Regions from separate parts of the Homo sapiens genome. Here region 1 is linked to region 2. Evidence: chromatin loops called from intact Hi-C (ENCODE). Cell type or tissue: GM12878. All regions are shown on one strand. Links, peaks and the distances in the headings refer to the core of each region. The heading gives the core; the rest is flanking DNA.

Region 1 (4,604 bases), core at 273-4,272, 580 kb after region 2:
TATTTATATTTTTCACAACATCATATGTGTATATTGTAAAATGGCTAAGTTGAGCTAGTTAACATATGCAATACATCTCACATACTTCTCATTTTTGTGGTAAGAACACTTAGATATGGCCTATTAGTAAGATAACATAGTTATTGGTCTATGTAAGAAGCTAAAATCCTCGGGCCAGGCGCAGTGGCTCACGCCTGTAATCCTAGCACTTTGGGAGGCCGAGGCAGGTGGATTGCCTGAGCTCAGGAGTTCAAAACCAGCCTGGGGAACACGGTGAAACCCCGTTTCTACTAAAATACGAAAAAATTAGCCAGGCATGGCAGCATGCGCCTGTAATCACAGCTACTTGGGAGGCTGAGGCAGGAGAATCACTTGAACCTGGGAGGCAGCGGTTGCAGTGAGCTGAGATTGCGCCATTGCACTCCAGCCTGGGTGACAGAGCAAGACTCCATCTCAGGGGAAAAAAAAAAAAAGATAAAGCTAAAATCCCCAATAAAGGAATCCTTGCTCGAAATTAGAAAATATTTTATTTAAAAATTATGCTTAAAAAAATCCCAATTAAAATGATGCCATTAGCACTGTCCACCCTCAACACACACACAAATTAATTTTAAAAATAAAGCTTATTTCTAAATCCTTACACAAAAGAACTGATTTTAAATGACACGCAGTTGGTAGCAGATCTGAACCACACAGAGCCCCAGCTTGGTGCTCCGTCTCCCCGGCCATGTGAGGACACAGCCCTCTTGAACTTCTAAACTGCCCCTCAGGAAGCAGAGCAGCATGGAAACGGTGTGAAAACCAAGCCAGCCTTTCCATTCACCAGGGGTTTTCATTCCTATTCCATATACTGGACAAAGTCACCCACAGAGCAGCTGAATTACTTCCTGGTCTTTCTTGAAGTATTTCAGTTCTCAGGCAGACCCGGGGCATACAAAGTTGTGTCCAAAATCATCACTCTACCTCCAGGTTTCTCTGTAACCAGCAATTTACTAAAAGTACTTCCTGGGCCTCAAGGTGGGAACTTTATGAGCTTCAGATTCTGTACCTTCCAGTCTAACCAAAGTTATACGTGATCATTAATTTCATGTTTCAACTTGACTGGGCTACAAGATACCCAGATAGTTGGTAAAACAGTATTTCTGGGTTGCCTGGTACAGCGTTTCCAGAAGAGATTAGCATTTGAATCAGTGTACTGAGTAAGGAACACCAATCCTCATCAATGTGAGTGTCATCATCTATCCAATGAATAGAGTAAAAGGTGAAGGAAGGGTGAGTTCACTCCCTCTGCTTGAGCTGGGACATCCTTCTACTCTTGCCTCCTGACATTGAAACTTCTCGTTCTCTGGCCTTCAGACTTGAACTAAATTCCCCACCAGCTTTCATGGTTCCCCAGCTTGCAAAGGGCAGGTCACAGGACGTCTGGACCTCCACAACCCTGGGAGCCATTAACATTGTAAACCTCCCACGTGTCTATCTCTATATGTCCTACAGGTTACGTTTCGCTTAGAGAACCCTGACTAATACTGTATACTTCCCAATGCCTACTTTAATCCTCAAAAGAAAGCTGAATCTGATTCACACAGTTTTATTCAATAAAGATCTCGATGACAATGTCAATTCAGGTGATTGGAACAGTTAAAACTGAGCCAAAATGCTGTGTGACACTAAAAATCCAGAAAAATTTACAGAAAAAAAGTTATTTGTTATTATTTATTTATATTTATTTTATTTTATTTTTGAGATGGAGTATCACTTCCATTGCACAGCTGGAGTGCAGTGGCACAATCTCCGCTCACCGCAACCTCCACCTCCTGGGTTCAAGCGATTCTCCTTCCTCAACCTCCCCAATAGCTGGGATTACAGGCTTGTGCCACCACGCCCAGCTAATTTTTTTGTATTTTTAGTAGAGACAGGGTTTCACCATGTTGGCCAGGCTGGTCTCAAACTCCTGACCTCAGGTGATCCACCCACCTCAGCTTCTCAAAGTGCTAGGATTACAGCTGTGAGCCACTGCGCCCGACCAGCAAAAAGTTATTCTTACTCTGTTTTTCAATGCTACTCTATACCAAGCTGTAATGGGTATACATACATAGATTATAAAGCAATGAGACCCCTTGTTTATGTCCCACAGTGATGCCCAAGTTATCTGCGATATGCTATATTCATTGGTTAATGTGAGTACTTGGGGAGTTTCTAATATAACCTTTAATGTGTGTGAACAAATTGCCAATAAATCCCAGAATAGACTTTAAGAAGTCAGCATGATTTTTCCCTGTTAGATATCATCTTTAAAAAGGGTAGGAGAAAGTTGTCTGGAAAAAAAAAAAAAAAAAAACTTCAGCATGTAAATTAATTTTAAAATGGGCATGGTAGTTTTACATTTTGAAGATAAGAAGATTAACCAGAAGGAACTGAGAGAGAAAATTATCAAACCTGAATGGGGAAAAATGCCTGAAAAAATATAGCTGTGAAGAGAGCTGAGTCATTTGTGATAGAATTTTAAGGCCCTGCAAAAGTCCCGAACATGGTCACAAGTGGTTTACATAAATCCATGTGCCCTCTTCTTCGAGCCAATCAACTGCTCTCCAGCCCTGCGGCGAGTGGCATCGCTAGGATGAGTCAATGACACTGTCACACAGTAGAAAACACAGCCTCCTTCCATCTCCATGATGTGCTTTCTCACAACTTCATTAAACTGAACCAGAAATCACATCAGACAACATGGAAGAGTCATGGGATGACTTTTGACATGAGATTGAGAGACAGGTGGGTGAGACTTCAAGAAAAATGACACAAAGATAAGACAGTTTCAGATTCAAGATGATCTTACACTTCTGAAAACCCAAACATCAACGTCTTAGGGCCAGAAAGTAAAACTTCTAATGAATAGGATGTGAAAGTCGCCAGGCAGACTCCTTGCATTTCACCATGACACTAAATGAAAGCACAGAAAGTCCAGAAGCTAAATGAATGTGTAAGATTTCTCAGACAAGATCTCTGGGGTCGCTCTAATTATAACACCCAAATGTTGTTAGCAACAATAGAAAGAGCAATTTAGATATGTGATTTGGTGATTGTTTAAAATACATTTGGGGCTCTTTTGAGAGTTCTGAAATTTCCATAGCAGCTGCGTACTTCAGACCTGGTGGCATTTGGGGAAACACTTGTCAAATCCATACTTGGAGCCCAGGCTGCCTGGTGAAAACGGATTTTTTTCCCTATTGTTAAGTGAAAATTCCATGAGCAAAATATTCTTACATTGTGCCCAGTAGAAATGTACCTTTCCACTGAAAATATTACCCTAATGAGCTTGCTTGTAATGTTCACACTGGAAATAACAGAAACATGCAGGCCCTCCCTGTCTTTTTCTCTTCTATGACCTTCTCCTCCACTTTACTGACAGAGTATGAGTAAGCTGGCAGAAAATCAACAGGGACAAAGGGAACTACTGGCCTCTTGGTTACAGAGGGCCCTTTCGATACCATCCTACATCTACAATACACCACCAGTTTCCTCCTCCATGATGTGACGTTCTTTAAGGAATAGTTTAGAAGGGCCTGACTTAGAACTATGCCAACAGCTCTTGGCACCACTTATTTGCAGACTCTGGCCCAACTGGCTGAAATCAGTCTTTGCTAATTTATCAGCCAGCACAGGTCTCAGCTGCAGTTTTCAGCTTTGATCAAAGCTGAAGCCCATATCATCGTAACATCATGTGTGAGTCTGGGTCTGGATCAGCAGTGGCTGGGAAGACTAAGGAGAAGCACAGAAGGGACCCAGAGTATGGCTGGGCCACCTGCTCCCCTCATTAGGATGGGATGAAATAGTGCAGCTGATTGGCCCAGGGAGAAGGGGGTGTGGGCTGGAGATGGAACAGAGGAGGGTTAGAGAGGGGCTCCCAGGAGGCTGGAATTCTATCTCACCGGCTGCCATCTATTAACCTTGACTAAAGACCTGGCACTGGCCTTGGCACTTACAGATGGTTAGGAACCCAGCCCTCGAGGACTCAGAGACCAGAGACCGCTAGTTCTAATATAGGTCAGACCTGTAAATGCATGAATGGGGAAGAAATAATCAACAATGGGACTACAGAGAAACAAAGAAATATCAGAAGGACAGACTACAAGGATAGTTTAGCCGCAAATTCACCCAAAAACAGGGAAAATTAGAGGAGGAAAAAAGGTTCCAGGACCTTTTTTCCCTTCATTCGAATCCACTTATTAAGCACCTACTAATGCAACCATTTATTAAGCACCTTCTACATGCAAGACACACAAATATTAATAGATAGAGTTCCAGCCCTCCGGGACTTCAAGACACAAACACAAACAACTGTGGAAAAGATTGCATGGTAATAAGATATTTCCCTGTGCAAAGTACTGTGAGTGAGAGACCCTGTCTGGGGGAGGATCTGGAGAGCTTCCAGGAGAAGTTGCCATTCACAATGAGCCTTCCAAGGTGAGTAGGGCTTCAACTTGCCAAGATGGGAGGTTAGCTTTGGCTCAACTCTTGTAAGCCTGAAGTTAACAATGCCAGGTGCAGAGCTTTCTTCCCTTTCCTGGAGGTTTGAAGGGGGAGGCTCACAGCCTGCAGGCAGCATG
Region 2 (4,604 bases), core at 366-4,365:
CCCCTCCATCATACTCCACAGACACTGGAAAGCCCTCCCTCAACCACTGCCATATTGCCTTCATCTTTTCCTTTTTAAAAAATCTCACACTACACTCTTGCTGTTCTTTGAGGACAATGTCCTAGGGCTGTATATCTCCAAGGGTTGAAGCAATGCTGGCATGTACCTTGTGTGTAGTAAGTGTTTGTTGAATGAAATAAGAAGCAAACACATCTTCCCAATGGGTGAAGAAATCTTTTCATCATGGGAAAGATTCGAGTCCTTGTGTGTTTGGCAAAATGTTATCAATACATTTTCACATAAAGAGCTTTTTATCCCTTGAAATTATAGAGTGGGTTAAAAGTTTCATAATGGTTGGTTATTTTTTTTTCCCAAGATTTCCAAGTTTGTATGAGATGTTATTTTGGACAGTATTTTAAATTAAGTTCTTGATTTGGTATAAAAATATCATGAACCTCAGATGTAGCAAAGAACGCAGCTATTGTCAAAGGGTAAGCACTGTAAAATGAAACAAGTAGTATCATCTCCAAAACTCTTGTGCTAATTCTTCCAGAGCTTGTTCTGTGGGGAGAAACACACTGCTATGGAAACCACTAAAGAGAAGCAAAAAATTCTTTGTAACTAGGAGCTGGGGCCTTTAGCTTTGCAAATTAGTGCCAAAATACCACTTATCCATCTGCATCCCTGACAGTACAAAGATAGTAAAACATAGCACCTTATCCTGTACTTGCTCATGCAGATGGAGAAGTGTCTGAATGTGATAAAGACCATGTCTAGGTTTCTCCTGGACACCAGGATCTGGAAGGAGAACCCCACTGTGAGAAGCAGAGGTAGGGAGCACTGCATTCAGGCACATGAGATGACATTCCCAAAGGGCTTTTGCAAACCAGAAAGCATGGTGGATGTGATTTTTATTACCCTCCTGTGTGCTCCTGAGTGCTCTGCGTCTAGCTGTGCACGATCAAGCAGAATGCTGAAAGCAGCCCTTGTGTGTCTTGCATTTTCTGTGAGGAAGCTGCACCTACATTAACTCCTCTAATCTCTAATAGCACAACCTGTGGAATAAAACAGAGCGACGTGAGCATAGATTTTTACACATAGCAAGATGTGTCAGTTGCCAGTGTTTGCCTCCCCACTTGGACCACCTACTGGTGTCTTTAGGTTTCTTTGTGTTTTCCCTAATGCATAGGATGAATAACCAAATGGGAAACATAAAGATAGACATTTCATGGCTTGTCAGCCAAATAAATTAATATTCTTGCAAACATAGATGTCAAGCATGACCAAAAATAATCATGCTAACTGGGGCCACATGGATTTCCCTCAAGTAAAAAGTACCAATTAAGTTCTATGGAGATTATTTTTATTCCACAGTTTATCAAACCATTTTTTTTTAACTTCCTCAGCCATTTCTCCCTTTCTAAATGTCCTTAAATCTAATAGGTCCAGAAACAGGAGAGGGGGACAGAGGCATCCTTTCACTGATGAGTGGAAGGACAGGAGAGGTAATCCCTGCTAGGGTTGGAATGGGTCCCCTCCAAACTTCAGGTGTTGAATCTTAATGGTCAATGTGGTGGTAGTAAGAGATGAGACCTTTAAGAGGTGATTAAGCTATGAGGGCCCCTCTCTTGAGAATGGAATTGAGGCCTTTATAGAAGAGACTTCAAGCAGTATTCAGCTCACTTGGCCTTGTCATGTGAGGACACATCCTTTGTATCTTCTGGAAGATGAAGTAACAAGGTGCCACCTTAGAAACAGACCAGACACCAAATCTGCTGGCACCTTGGTCTTCGACTTCCCAGCCTCCAGAACTGTGAGGAATACATTTCTGTTATTTACAAATTATTCAGTCTCTGGTATTTTGTTATAGCAGCACAAAACAGACTAAGACAGTCTCCATACCATCCTCAGCCTAAAGAACCAGCTTCTTGCTCAGGTGGAATAGATCTTCTGGAGGGAAGCTATATTTCTACTAGAAAATCAGTTGTATTTTCACCAATCACGAAGGCTCTTCCAGACATCAGGGCAGTTGTAGAAGTGCCTGGAGAATGGAAATAGGCCCTTTTCCGGAACGCCCCCACACAGGCCAGTGGGACATTTATTTCCCTCTCTGTGAGAGACCTGTTTGGTTGGGAATGAGAGGAATGCTGTCTGACTTTTATACCCACTTCCGGGGAGCAGCCAGCTCCCACATGAGAAAGAAGACTTTGTACAGGGGCCAGGACCCTCACTGGATGCCAGAACCCCAGGACTTTCACTACACAAACATGTACATTCTGAATCATTCCTAGCAACTCTTCACGCAAAACAAACAAGCCGAGGAAAGTACCTCTCAGATGCACAAGCCAAGAATTCTAGAAACTCACTTTCCTAACCCCAAGTCATCTGCAGAGCACGCCCACAGAGAGCACCTGGGTGTGCGGCACTGCTTTTCTCTGGTGTTCACAGCTTTTAAAGACAGCTTTTGGGAAAGTATGTTCTCATTCATAGCCGATACAAAAGGTCCTTACACTTTTCTTATAGTTTAGTCATTTTGTAATTGTAACTGATTTTTCTTTGATGTTATTTCTTTTTGAGTCATATGAAGAAAAAAATAAACTTTGGTTTAAGCTTGTTAGCTTTACTTTTGTACAATAGCACTTGTCTTACTGAACCACATAATGAAATTAGAAGCTGCCAGATGTCAATCAGCGTGGCCCCAGGTACCATGTCCTTTTGTGTATCTGTGTGTATGGAATATATTTATCACGTGCTTATTGTGTGCTGGGAACTGTGTAAACTTTTTAATGCATTATGTCAAATTGTAATAATTACTCTGAATGGTGTTTTGTTAACCACGTTTTAGAGATGAAGAAAGTGAGGTTTACCTACAAGCAAACTTGTCCACTGTCATAAACTCATGATTGGTCCAAAAGATTTAGCAATCAAATCCTTTGCTCTATCCAGGAGAAGTTGCAGTTATATTTTAAGCACTTACAGAGTCCAGCGTTGGCAGATAGATACTTTTCATCATAATACATAAGTATCCATCTATTAATACTTTAAAGTTTTTAAATTAGTTTTCTGAGACTGATGTAAAAACTTACCACCAACTGGTGGTTTAAAATAACAGAAATGTGTTCTTTCATATTCTAGAGGCCGGCAGTCCAAAATCAAGGTGTCCTTTTAGTGCCTCCAAAGCAACAGATACTTTCTTCCTTTGCCTCTTCCAGCTTCTGGCAGCTCCAGCTGGCCTTTGGCTTATGGCCGCATCACTCCAATCTCTGCCTCTCTGGTTAGTTGCTTCCTAGTATTGTGCCTGCCTTTCGTCTGTGTGTCTCTTATAATATGCTTGTCATTGGATTTAGGGCCCACTCAAATAATACAGATGATCTCATCTCGAGGTCTTTAAGTTGTTTACATCTGCAAAGATTCTGTTTCCAAGTAAGGTTGCAGGTTCCAGGGAATAGGATGTGGGCATATGTTTTGAAAGGCTACCATTCTACTATGTAACACTACATTTTTAAACGGAAATGAACATTTAGCAAGTATTTTTAACACCTACCATATTTTTAAATATATGTTATCTTTCTTGAAATGTATATTGTGAAGTAGCTATACATTAATTAATAGAGAAGGATTATTTAATTCCTGAGTTATAAGCCCTTTCTGGTTTTAATATTTTATATATTCTACTGTTCAATTTCGTTACGGATATTTATACCTTATTGTTTAATTTCATTATAGATATTAGCATATCAAATTAAGATGATCTATAATTTTTCTATAATTTATTTTTCAGATTTTAGTATAAGGGTTATGCTATCTTCATAATTAAATAAAATAAAATTTCTTTTTCTTTCCCTACTCGCCATCATATTCTATGGAATATACTATGAAACACCAGATTTACCTAAAACACAAATGCATGAAAAAACATAATTTTAGAACTGTCTCGTTTCAGGACACTCATTAAAGTGAATTCTTTGAATTTTTTAAGGCCTTCCATGTTTATTGGTATGTTCAAATTATTTACCTGCTTGAATCCATTTTTAATCTATACTTTTCTAGAAAAACAATCAATTTCTGGCTTTTCAGAATATTGGTAGGAGTTAAAGTTATTTTTTCAACTAGTTTCAACAACTGTCCTCTGTACATGTTGTTAGAGACTCTTCTTCTATCTGACTTCTTTTCTTCTTTTTTTGTTCAGTGTTCCTGTCTAACTATATGGATGTTATATTAGAGTTTACATTGGATTATTGCTCTTTTATTCTTCTTGACATTTCCTAAGTGTCTTCTTGTTAAAATACTATATTTTAATGCAATTATCATATTTAGAATTAGTAAATAAACAGAAACCATTTCCCTATCATTTTATCTCTTTTCCAGTAAATTTTACTATAAAAATGTGATACCCTTTAAATTAAAATTTTTAACAAACAAAATCTCTATTTTCTTCCTTTGAACTTGGAGCCCTGGCCCAGTCCATCCTACAGACATGGTGCCATTTATCTTGGCCTTTTACTTTGTCACCCCCTTAATTCTACCAGAGGTATTGCTAACATCTCCAGTTAATAATTTCCACTAACAACGCAGAACTCAATTAGCATAATAAGCATTTCCCA

Evidence for each region. Hi-C counts contacts between places; a loop is a spot of excess contacts. Peaks named below come from ENCODE experiments on the same cell type or tissue, not always from the same donor. Only the 100,000 strongest peaks of a DNase experiment are listed, where the experiment ranks them.
Region 1: it touches region 2 in a loop (4-fold over the local background); 1 of 110 quality-filtered maps calls a loop at or near these places.

The regions. Positions count from the first base shown.
Region 1 is chr2:8,406,348-8,410,951 of GRCh38, forward strand. No RefSeq gene overlaps it. Among named protein-coding and RNA genes, the nearest start is that of LINC00299, 80 kb to the left of the region's middle. In GM12878, for the core only: no CTCF peak of the experiment used is centred there; DNase peaks (open chromatin) are centred at 1,306 and 2,734; H3K27ac peaks cover 3,271 bases.
Region 2 is chr2:7,823,570-7,828,173 of GRCh38, forward strand. LOC105373408 (a long non-coding RNA gene) reads right to left here. Exons shown (of 4, transcript XR_922750.1): 3 at 919-1,055. Among named protein-coding and RNA genes, the nearest start is that of LINC01871, 100 kb to the left of the region's middle. In GM12878, for the core only: no CTCF peak of the experiment used is centred there; a DNase peak (open chromatin) is centred at 2,372; H3K27ac peaks cover 1,947 bases.